Linked DNA regions of Homo sapiens: all the other regions are linked to region 2. A link is a contact called in ENCODE Hi-C or POLR2A ChIA-PET data. All regions are on one chromosome and are shown on one strand. The core of a region is the stretch at or near the end of the contact, and the rest is flanking DNA. Distances in the headings are between cores, read along the strand shown.

Region 1 (2,700 bases), core at 136-2,635, 330 kb before region 2:
GCAAACTACAAACTATAGCTGGGTGCTCTTGAATGACTGATTAAATTATTTGATATTTTTGCGGTGACTCCCATAATTTATGTATTTATTTATTTTTTTAGACAAAGTCTTAGGCCGGGCGCGGTGGTTCACGCCTGTAATCCCAGCACTTTGGGAGGCCAAGGCGGGCGGATCACGAGGTCAGGAGATGGAGACCATCCTGGTTAACACAGTGAAACCCCGTCTCTACTAAAAATACAAAAAATTAGCCAGGCAAGGTGGCGGGCGCCTGTAGTCCCAGCTACTCGGGAAGCTGAGGCAGGAGAATGGCGTGAACCCCAGGGGGCGGAGCCTGCAGTGGGCCGAGATCGCGCCACTGTACTCCAGCCTGGGCGACAGCGAGACTCCGTCTCAAAAAAAAAAAAAAAAAAAAAAAGGACAAAGTCTTGCTCTGTCACCCAGGCTGGAATGCAGTGGTGTGATATCAGCTCACTGCAGCCTCCGCCTCCTGGGTTCAAGCGATTCTCTCTCCTCTGCCTCCCGAGTAGCTGGGACTAGAGACATTCGCCATCACACTCAGCTAATTTTTCTATTTTCTTTGTAGAGATGGGGTTTCCCCATTTTGCCCAGGCTGGTCTTCAACTCCTGACCTCAAGTGATCAGCCCTTCTCAGCCTCCCAAAGTGTTGGGATTACTGGCATTTCGTACCTGGCACCATACTTTTTTTTTTTCTTTGAGACGGAGTCTCCCTCTGTCGCCCAGGCTGGAGTGGTGGTGCAATCTCGGCTCAATGCAAGCTCCACCTCCCGGATTCCACACATTTTTAATAACAGAAAAGAGAAACTGTGAACCCCACGGACCAAAGCTCTTCCCATTCATGAACCCACATCCCGAGTCAGGATTCTCCCCTGACGACCCTCCCATGGTCCCTGCAAAATCTGGGAGAAACGCGGCGCTGCCGCTGCAGAGCTGCCTAGAAAGGGCTCCAGGCCATGGCACAGTCACTGCGAGAGGAAGAGACAGGAGGCCTGGCGGCCCGGCTGTCAGCGCAGTCGCCATCTTAAGGCTGAAGGGGGCTGAGGCCAACCTGGGCAAGGAGAACTTGGGGCGCACATTGTGGAGCTGACTGCGAAGAGGCCTGAGTCCCGCCACAGTCACTTCCCACCAGTTCCACCCTGCCCCTCTTCCTGTCTCGGGATGTCGGCCGGGCACTCTCACCATTTCTATGCTTCCAGGGTGTCCTGGGGTTTTAGCTGTGGATCTCCCAATACCTGCAGGTCACAGGGCCACAGAGGCTGGGCCTCCAGGAGAATAGGACACAGACCAGTGAAGACGAGACCTGAAACGCCGGCTGCAGCTAGAGACAAAGGCCGCGCCAAAAGCGGAAAGCCGTCCTCGTCGCTCCAGCTGCGTGCCTGATTGGACGGTTTCCAGCCCAGCGTCTCTGATTGGATAATGCTTTAGGTCCCGCCCCTCAGGCCCTGAGTGACAGAAGATGTGATCAGATGCTGGGCTAAGTGAAGAGAGACAGCCTAAGCTGCAGCCTTTACAGGCAGGGCTTCCTTCCTGAGCTGACCCAGGCCCCCCCCAGAGCATGAGAAAATTCTCTTTTGTACTCACTCTCCTTTTGAATGTATTCAAAAGGTGAACAGAAGTATTTTGCTGGCATATTAATAATACATAAAATTTTTGTTCAAGAGAAAATCAACGTTTACTTTGTTAGTAGTGTATTATCAATACTAAAGCTAATGTTTTTTTTTTTTTTTTTGAGACGGAGTCTCGCTTTGTCACCCAGGCTGGAGTGCAGTGGCGGGGTCTCGCTCACCCGATTTTCCTGCCTCAGCCTCCTGAGTAGCTGGGATTACAGCTACTATTGTTGAAAAACAATAGACAATCACAAAAACAAGCTGACCTTTTTGTGTTCCTTAAGCCCTGTCCTGAAGAGCCCTGTGACTGGGCTTTATGCCAAACAACTCGTTACTAAAGAGCTGTGGTCCCAGACTGCACCGAAGCTTCATGAGACCTCTCCTCGTCTGTGCACGGACGAGTGGCCAACTCTGGAGCCCAGGCTGTTGCTTCCCTGTCTGGTGGTGAATCCTCCACAGTCTGATGAGGGTGGTGTCTGACTCTGGAGCTCAGGCTGTTGCTTCTTGGTCTGGTGGTGAGTCCTTCATAGTCTGGTGAGTGCGGGTGTCCCACTCTGGAACCCATGCTGTTGCTTCCTGGCCTGGTGGAGAATCTTCCAGCCTGGAGAGTGCGGTGTCTGACTCTGGAGCCCAAGGCTGGAAACTTGGGGACGTCCCAAATCCCGGAATGGAAACTCCCCCAGTTCTCCCCCTTGGCGTGCCCTATCTGGTGAGTTTCGGGGGAACTCATGACCCAAGTCATAATAGGAATTTCAAGCCTCATAAAGACATCATGGTTGAAGCAGAGGTGTTTCGTTTCCAGCAAAGCCCAATAGCAAGCTAACAATTGCTCCTCGAAAGGGTTATAAGCTTTGCTGGCCTCTGGCAGTTTCTGGGTCCAAAACCAGAAATGTACCTCTTCCCATCTTGTTTCTGCCTAAGGCTCCAATTAGCATGTTGATCTAGGACAGTTACTTGCAGTTCTACGGGACCATCCCAAATGGGTCATAGATCCAGGGCCAGTTGCACTGCTTGTTTATCTTGTTCGGAAGCCATGATCTCTTTCTCTCCCCAAAGTCATAGCGTTTTCTGGTGG
Region 2 (2,700 bases), core at 120-2,619:
AAATGGAAGAGAGATTTTCCCTATTTTTTTCCTTGGTAACTAGCATTCCTGGCTAACATACTGAAACTCCATCTCTACTAAAAATACAAAAATTAGCTGGGCGTGGTGTCGCGTGCCCATAGCCCCAACTACTCCAGAGGCTGAAGCAGAAGAATGCTTGAACCTGAGAGGCGGAGGTTGCAGTGAGCCGAGATCTGACACTGCACTCCAGCTCTGGCGACAGAGCGAGACTCCGTCTCAAAAAAAAAAAAATAAAAATAATAAATTGAGGAACATGGGGTACACTTGAGGCCTTGCTTGAGACACATGTGGAAAATGCCAGGGAAAATCAGTCCGCTGTGGCGTGTGAAAATAATTAAGTGGCAGGCAATTAGACTGAAGAAGCTCTAGTCCCTGGATTTCTACCTCAAAAAAAAAAAAATCTAAGCTCATGTGCATTTTTTGGGAAATTACTACATTAGGGGAAACAAAATTCAGGCTTAAGCAACTATAAACTGCCAATTAAACTGTAATTACATAACCAGGAATTTTTTTTTTTTTTTTGAGACGGAGTCTCACTGTCGCGCAGGCTGGAGTGCAGTGGCAAGATCTCAGCTCACTGCAACATCCACCTCCGGAGTTCAAGCGATTCTCTCACTTCTGCCTCCCGAGAAGCTGTGATTACAGACATCTGTCATCACACCCAGCTAATTTTTGCATTTTTAGTAGACATGGGGTTTCCCCATTTGGGCCAGGCTTATCTTGAAGTCCTGACCTCAAGTTATCCGCCTGCCTCGGCCTCCCAAAGTGCTGGGATTACAGGCGTGAACGACTGCGCCCGGCCCCATAAATTTTGAATAGCAGAAAACAGAAACTGTGAACTCCACGGACCAAAGCTCTTCCCATTCATGAACCTGCACCCCGAGTCAGGATTCTCCCCTGACGACCCTCTGGTGGTCCCTGCACATTCTGGGAGAGACGGGAGGCTGCGGTTGCAGAGCTGCCCACGGAGCGCTCCAGGCCAGAGCAGTCACTACGCAGGGAAGACACAGGACGCCAGGGGGCCCGGCTGTCAGCGTAGCCGCCAAATTATGGCTGAACGGGACTGAGGCCGAGCTGGGCAAGGAGAACTCAGGGTGCAGATTGTGGAGCTGACTGCGCAGAGGCCTGAGTCCCGCCACAGCCACTTCCCACCGGTTCCAACCAGCCTATCCCCCTCTCTCGGGATGTCGGACCGGCACTCTCACCATTTCTAGGCTTCCAGGGGCTCCCGGGCGTCTTAGCTGTGGATCTCCCAATACCTGCAGGACACAGGGCCACAGAGGCTGGGCCTCTAGGAGCAGAGGACACACAGCAGTGAAGACAAGACCTGGAGCTCCGGCTGCAGAGACAAAGGCCCCGCAAAACCCGGAAGCCTTCCGCTTCACTCTGGCTGCGTGCCTGATTGGACGGCTTCCAGCCCAGCGTCCCTGATTGGATAATGCTTAAATCCCCGCCCCCTCAGGCCCTGAGTGACAGAAGATATGATCAGATGCTGGGTTAAGTGAACAAAGAGTGCCAGCCTAAGCAGCTGGCTTTTCAAACAGTGCTTCCTCCCTGAGCTGAGCCAGGCCCACCCCAGAGCATGGGAATATTTTATCTCTTGTTTACTCTCTTTCTTGTTGAATGTATTAAAAAGGTGAACAGAAGTATTTTGCTGTCATTAATAATACATAAAATTTTTGTTCAACAGAAAATCAACTTTTACTTTGGTAATGGTAAAATCTATTAAAGCTAATTTTAATAAAACCTTATAAATAAATCAAATTTGTCATTTTTGAGCACTCCAGATTTACATATATATTTTGTAATATCTCGTAATTTTAAAAAACTATTTATATTTTATTTTTGTCCACATTCTTTTTATTTTTTCAATTTGAAACAATCTTTAATTTCCAACAGCTATAGGAGATAGAAATCATTTAGAGGCAGGCACGGATAGTTCACGCTGGTAATTCCAACACTTTGGGAGGCCAAGGTGAGCAGATCACTTGAGGTCAGGAGTTCAAGACAAGCCTAGCCAACATGGTGAAACCCCATCTCTAATAATAACTAATAAATAATAATAATAACTAATAATATAAAAAGTTACCTGGGTGTGGGGGTGCACATCTGTAGTCCCAGCTACACCGGAGGCTGAGGCAGGAGAATCACTTGAAGCCAGGAGGCGGAGGTTGTGTAACAGCCCAAGGGGTTTATTTTACCCTTTGCCTAGACAGAGCCGATTCATCAAGACAGGGGAATTTGTGGAGGAAAAGTCACATATTAAATCTGAACTCAATTGAATGTGGACACAAACAATTGTCACCAAGTCCCAGAACAGGTTGTGTGAGCCCCTGAGGTGTTCATCCAGCGCTGTATTGAAGAAATCTCTATTTCAATCTATTCCTATATATTAGTTGTTGAAAAACAATAGACAATCACAAAAAAAGGTTGACCTTTTTGTGTTCCTTGAGGCAAGTCGTGAAGGGCTCTCATCACTGGGCCTTATGCCAAACAACTCGTTACAAAAGAGCTAAGGTCCCAGACCGCCCTGAAGCTTCATAAGACCTCTCCTTGTCTGTGTACGATGGACGGGTGGCTGACTCTAGAGCTGTGGCTGTTGCCTCCCTCTCTGGTGGTGAATCCCCCATAGTCTGGTGAGGGAAAATATATATATATATATATATATATATATATATA
Region 3 (2,700 bases), core at 113-2,612, 490 kb before region 2:
TTTCTTTTTTTTTTTTTTTTTTGAGACGGAGTCTCGCTCTGTCGCCCAGGCTGGAGTGCAGTGGCGCGATCTCGGCTCACTCCAAGTTCCGCCTCCCAGGTTCACACCATTCTCCTGCCTCAGCTTCCCGACTAGCTGGGACTACAGGCGCCTGCCACCAGGCCTGGCTAATTTTTTGTATTTCTAGTAGAGACGGGGTTTCAGCGTGTTAGCCAGCATGGTCTTGATCTCCTGACCTCGTGACCCGCCCGCCTCAGCCTCCCAAAGTGCTGAGATTACAGGCGTGAGCCACCGCGCCCGGCCTTGTCTATTGTTTTTCAATAACGAATGTATAGGAATAGATTGAATAGATTGACATAGAGATTTCTCTAAAATAGCACTGGATGAACGCCTCAAGGGGCTCACACAACCTCTTCCAGGACTTGGTGACCATTGTTTGTGTCCACGTTCAATTGAGTTCAAATTAAATATTTAACTTTTCCTCCACAAATTCCCCTGTCTTGATGAATTGGTTTTGTCTGGGCAAAGGGCAAGGTAAACTCCTTGGGCGGTTACACAACCTCCACCTCCTAGGTTCAAGAGATTCTCCTGCCTCAGCCTTCGGTGTAGCTGGGACTACAGGTGTGCACCAGCACGCCCAGGTAAGGTTTTGTATTTTTAGTAGAAATGGGGTTTCACCGTGTTGGCCAGGGTGGTCTTGAACTCCTGACCTCAAGTGATTCGCCCTCTTTGGCTTCCCAAAGTGCTGGAATTACAGGCGTGAGCCACCGCGCCTGGCCCTAAATGATTTCCTTTCTGTCTCCTATAACAGTTTGAAATTACTTAAAAGTTGTTTCAAATTGAAAAAATAAAAAGAATGTAGATAAAAATAAAATATAAAAAGTTAAAAAAATTACATTAGATTACAAAATATATATGATGTATATGTAAGTCTCGAGAGGTCAAAAATGACAAATTTGATTTACTTACAAGGTTTTATTAAAATTAGCTTTCGTATTGATAATACACTATTACCAAAGTAAAAGTTTTCTCTTGAACAAAAATTTTTTGTATTATTAATATGACAGCCAAATACTTCTGTTCACCTTTTGAATACATTCAAAAAGAGAAAGAGTAAAAAAGAATTTTCCCATGCTCTCCGGTGGGCCTGGCTCAGCTCAAGGAGGAAGCCCGGCCTGAAAAGGCTGCAGCTGAGGCTGTGACTCTTTCTTCACTCAGCCCAGCATGTGATCACATCTTCTGTCACTCAGGGACTGAGGAGGCGGGGCCTTAAGCATTATCCAATCAGGGACGCTGGGTTGGAAACCGTCCAATCATGCAGGCAGCTGGAGCGAAGAGGAAGGCTTTCGGGTTTGGCGCGGCCATTTGTCTCTTGCTGCAGCTGGTGCTCCAAATCTGGTCTTAGCTGCTTCGTGTCTTCTTCTCCAGCCTCTGTGGCCCTGTGACCTGCAGGTATTGGGAGATCCACAGCTGAGGGACCCCCGGAAGCCTAGAAATGGTGAGAGTGCCTTTCCAGCATTCCGAGAGAGGGGAGGGACTGGTTGGAACCGATGGGAAGTGGCTGTGGCGGGACTTAGGCCTCCCCGCAGTCAGCTCCACAATCTGCGACCGACTTCTCCTTGCCCAGTTCGGCCTCAGTCCCCTTCAGCCATAAGATGGCAACAGCGCCGACAGCCGGGCCCCGCGGCGTCCTGTCTCTTCCCTGCCCTGGCCTGGAGCCCTCTCTGGGCAGCTCTGCACCCACAGCGCTGCGTCTCTCCCAGATTGTGCAGGGAGCACGGGAGGGTTCTCGGGGGAGAATCCTGACTCGGGGTGCAGGTTCATGAATGGGAAGAGCTTTGGTCCATGGGGTTGACAGTTTCTCTTTTCTCCTATTAAAAACTTATGGGGCCGGTCGCTGTGGTTCATGCCTGTAATCCCAGCATTTTGGGAGGTCGAGGCGAGCGGATCACTTGAGGTAAAGGGTTGTTAGTACAACGTAGTTCTTCTTCAAAGACGCAACTTCCTGGTCATAAGTTGGAAAAGTTGTAAATCACCCCTACCCCTTCTTCTCCCTTCTCCTTTTCTCACAAATCGCGCATTACCCGATTTGGAAAAAGCTTGAGTGTAAGCCAACCGGGATCAGCTTAGATTGTGCGGTCTGACCCCAGCCAATGGAGGGAAAACAAAAACAGAACTGCATTAGGGCTAATAACCCCTTCCCGGCCAGGCGCGGTGGCTCCTGCCTGTAATTTCAGCACTTTGGGGCGCCGAGGCGGGCGGATCACGTGGTCAAATTTCTAGACCAGCCTATCCAACGTGGTGAAACCTCTCTCTACTAAAAATACAAAAATTAGCCTGGAGTGGTGCCAAGCGCCTGTAATCCCAGCAACTTGGGAGGCTGAGGCCCGAGAATTGCTTGAACTCGGGAGGCAGAGGTTGCAGTGAGCTGAGATCCCTCCATCGCGCTCCAGCATGCGCGACAGAGGGAGAGTCCTCAAAAAAAAAAAAAAAAAAAAAAGTAAGCATCTTAAAATTTCCATCCTTTATGTAAACACTGTGTTTTAGTAACTTCACTGTATTTTCCAACACTTAGTTTCAAAAACCCAGTGAATAACTCTGGCATGGAAATTAAAGCTTGAACCTAGTGATTCCGAGCTAAGGCTAATATTAAGCCTGCAAAAGGAGGGTTTTTTTTTTTTTTTTGAGATGGAGTTTGTC
Region 4 (2,700 bases), core at 25-2,524, 400 kb before region 2:
AACTCTGCTGAGCTAAAGAAACATGTTCGAACCCAATTTGAAGAAGCTAAGAACCTTGATAAAAGGTTAGAGGAACTGCTAACTAGAATAAACAGTTTGGAGAGGAACATAAATGACCTGATGGAGCTGAAATGTTTGGCATGAGGCCCAGTCACTAGGGCCCTTTGCGACTGGGCTCAAGGAACACAAAAACGTTATCTTGTTTTTCAATAACTAACATATAGGAATAGATTGAAACAGAGATTTCTCTGAAATGACACTACATGAATGCCTCAATGAATGCCTCAAGGGGGTCACACAACCGGTTCTGAGACTTGGTGACCATTGTTTGTGTCTGTGTTCAATTTATTTCAAAATTAATATTTAACTTTTCCTCCACAAATTCCCCTGTCTTGATGAATGGGCTCTGTCTAGGCAAAAGGCCTGTCTTTATGAATCAGCTCTGTCTAGACAAAAGGCAAGGTAAAACCCTTGGGCTGTTACACAACCTCCGCCTCCTGGGTTCAAGCGATTCTCTTGCCTCAGCCTCCGGAGTAGCTGGGACTACAAGTGCACACCAGCACACCCAGATAATTTTTTGTATTTTTAGTAGAAATGGGGTTTCACCATGTTGGCCAGGCTGGTCTTGAACTCCTGACTCAAGTTATCCGCCCACCTTGGCCTCCCAAAGTGCTGGAATTAGAGGCGTGAGCCACTGCGCCTGGTTCTAAATGATTTCTATTTCCTGTAACAATTTGAAATTACTTAAAGGTTGTTTCAAATTGAAAAAAAGAATGTAGATAAAATATAAAAAGTTAAAAAAATTACAAGTGATTATGAAATATATGTGTAAATCTCGAGAGGTCAAAAGTGACAAATCTGATTTATATATAAGGTTTTATTAAAATTAGCTTTAGTATTGATAATACACTATTACCAAAGTAAAAGTTGATTTTCTAACAAAAATTTTATGTATTATTAATATGACAGCAAAATACTTCTGTTCACCTTTTGAATACATGCAAAAAGAGAGAGAGTAAAAAAGAGATAGAATTTTCCCTTGCTCTAGGGTGGGCCTGGCTCAGCTCAGGGAGGAAGCCCTGCCTGAAAAGGCTGCAGCTTAGGCTGTTACTCTTTCATCACTCAGCCCAGCATCTGATCACATCCTCTGTCACTCAGGGACTGAGTGGGCGGGGCCTTAAGCATTATCCAATCAGAGACGCTGGGCTGGAAACCGTCCAATCAGGCAGGCAGCTGGAGCAAAGAGGACGGCTTCCGGGTTTGGCGCGGCCTTTGTCTCTCGCTGCATCTGGAGCTCTAGGTCGCCTCTTCGCTACTCTGTGTCCTCTGCTCCTAGAGGCCCACCCTCTGTGGCCCTGTGTCCTGTAGGTATTGGGAGATCCACAGCCAAGATGCCGGGACCCCTTAGAAGCCTAGAAATGGTGAGAGTGCCCATTGGACATCCTGAGAGAGGGGAGGGACTGGTTGATGGGAAGTGGCTGTGGAGGGACTCAGGCCTCCCCGTAGTCAGCTCCACAATCTGCGTCCGGACTTCTCCTTACCCAGCTCGGCCTCAGTCCCCTTCAGCCATAAGATGGTGGCTGCGCTGACAGCCGGTCCCGGGGCGTCCTGTCTCTTCCCTGCGCAGTGACCGTGCCCTGGCCTGGCGCCCTCTCTGTGCAGCAGCTCTCCACCCGCAGCTTCGGGTCTCTCCCAGATGGTGCGGGAACCACGAGAAGGTCATCAGGGGAGAATCTTGACTCGGGGTGCGGGTTCACGATTCGGAAGAGCTTTGGTCCGTGGGGTTCACAGTTTCTCTTTTCTTTTGTTAAAAATTTATGGGGCCGGGCGCGGTGGTTGACGTCTGTAATCCCAGCATTTTGGGAGGCGAAGGCTGGCGGATCACTTGAGGTAAAGGGTTGCTAGGACAACTAAATTCCTCTTCAAAGACTCAACTTCCTGATCAGAAGTTGTAAAAGTTGTAAAACAACCCTACCCCTTTTTCTCCCTTTTCCTTTTCTCGCAAATCGCTCGTTTATCCTATTTGGAAAAAGTTTGGGTCTAAGCCAACCGGGATCAGCTTAGATTGTGCGGTCTGACCCCAGCCAATAGGGGAAGGACACAAAAACAAAAACTACGTTGGGGTTAAAAACCCATTCCTGGTCGGGCGCGGTGGCTCACGCCTGTAATCCCAGCATTTTGAGAGACCTAGGCGGGAGGATCTTGTGGTCAGGAGTTCTAGACCATCCTGGCCAACACCGTGAACCCCGTCTCTACTAAAAATACAAAAATTAGCCAGGTGTGGTGGCAGGCACCTGTAATCCCAGCTACTTGGGAGGCTGAGGCACGAGAATTGGTTGAACCCAGGAGGCGGAGGTTGCAGTGAGCTGAGACCGCGCCATCGTACTTAAGTGTGCGTGACAGAGCAAGACTCCTTCACACACACAAAAGAAGGGCCAGGCGCAGTGGCTCACGCCTGTAATCCCAGCACTTTGGGAGGCCAAGGCAGGCGGATCACCTGAGTTCGGGAGTTCGAGACCGGCCTGACTAACATGGAGAAACCCTGTCTCTATTAAAAATACAAAATTAGCTGGGCTTGGTGGCGCATGCCTGTAATCCCAGCTACTCGGGAGGCTGAGGCAGGAGAGTTGCTTGAACCCGGGAGGAGGAGGTTGCGGTGAGCCGAGATCGTGCCATTGCACTCCAGCCTGGGCAACAACA

What was found. Hi-C counts contacts between places; a loop is a spot of excess contacts on that map. ChIA-PET counts read pairs that join two places held with the same protein, here RNA polymerase II (POLR2A). Pooled maps may share reads with other maps.
Region 1: a map of naive thymus-derived CD4-positive, alpha-beta T cell shows a loop between it and region 2 (7-fold over the local background). The contact joins the enhancer-like site here to the promoter of ZNF737 in region 2. A Hi-C loop is called at or near these places in 1 of 168 maps with a recorded cell type or tissue (naive thymus-derived CD4-positive, alpha-beta T cell), 3 of 37 single-sample maps with no recorded cell type and 11 of 50 pooled maps. POLR2A ChIA-PET finds 5 or more read pairs at or near these places in 13 of 52 experiments (CD4-positive, alpha-beta T cell, OCI-LY7, Panc1 and 7 more).
Region 3: a pooled map shows a loop between it and region 2 (14-fold over the local background). The contact joins the promoter of ZNF90 here to the promoter of ZNF737 in region 2. A Hi-C loop is called at or near these places in 1 of 37 single-sample maps with no recorded cell type and 7 of 50 pooled maps. POLR2A ChIA-PET finds 5 or more read pairs at or near these places in 8 of 52 experiments (CD4-positive, alpha-beta T cell, CD8-positive, alpha-beta T cell, WTC11 and 5 more).
Region 4: a loop to region 2 is called in a map of B cell, with 11 times the contacts of the local background. The contact joins the promoter of ZNF486 here to the promoter of ZNF737 in region 2. A Hi-C loop is called at or near these places in 2 of 168 maps with a recorded cell type or tissue (B cell and CD4-positive, alpha-beta T cell), 1 of 37 single-sample maps with no recorded cell type and 9 of 50 pooled maps. POLR2A ChIA-PET finds 5 or more read pairs at or near these places in 14 of 52 experiments (B cell, CD4-positive, alpha-beta T cell, CD4-positive, alpha-beta memory T cell and 8 more).

Annotation. Positions count from the first base shown.
Region 1 is chr19:20,237,091-20,239,790 of GRCh38, forward strand. LOC105372310 (a long non-coding RNA gene) reads right to left here. Exons shown (of 7, transcript XR_007067164.1): 3 at 1,892-2,700; 4 at 1,198-1,460. Among named protein-coding and RNA genes, the nearest start is that of ZNF486, 71 kb to the left of the region's middle. RefSeq lists enhancers at 595-1,105, 1,617-2,135. Within about 2 kb of position 1,386, at least 17 of the 41 ENCODE cell types and tissues checked have a DNase peak (open chromatin) inside an H3K27ac peak, as active enhancers do; they include OCI-LY7 and Panc1, where a contact is called at or near this core.
Region 2 is chr19:20,564,412-20,567,111 of GRCh38, forward strand. ZNF737 (zinc finger protein 737) reads right to left here and starts at 1,370. Exons shown (of 4, transcript NM_001159293.2): 1 at 1,227-1,370. The coding sequence starts at 1,229. All of the region lies in intron 2 of LOC105372316 (a long non-coding RNA gene), which reads left to right. RefSeq lists enhancers at 803-962, 1,173-1,222.
Region 3 is chr19:20,076,638-20,079,337 of GRCh38, forward strand. ZNF90 (zinc finger protein 90) reads left to right here and starts at 1,363. Exons shown (of 4, transcript NM_007138.2): 1 at 1,363-1,498. The coding sequence starts at 1,496. RefSeq lists an enhancer at 1,306-1,785.
Region 4 is chr19:20,165,940-20,168,639 of GRCh38, forward strand. It overlaps ZNF486 (zinc finger protein 486), which reads left to right and starts at 1,275. Exons shown (of 4, transcript NM_052852.4): 1 at 1,275-1,421. The coding sequence starts at 1,392. All of the region lies in intron 5 of LOC105372310 (a long non-coding RNA gene), which reads right to left. RefSeq lists an enhancer at 1,857-2,700.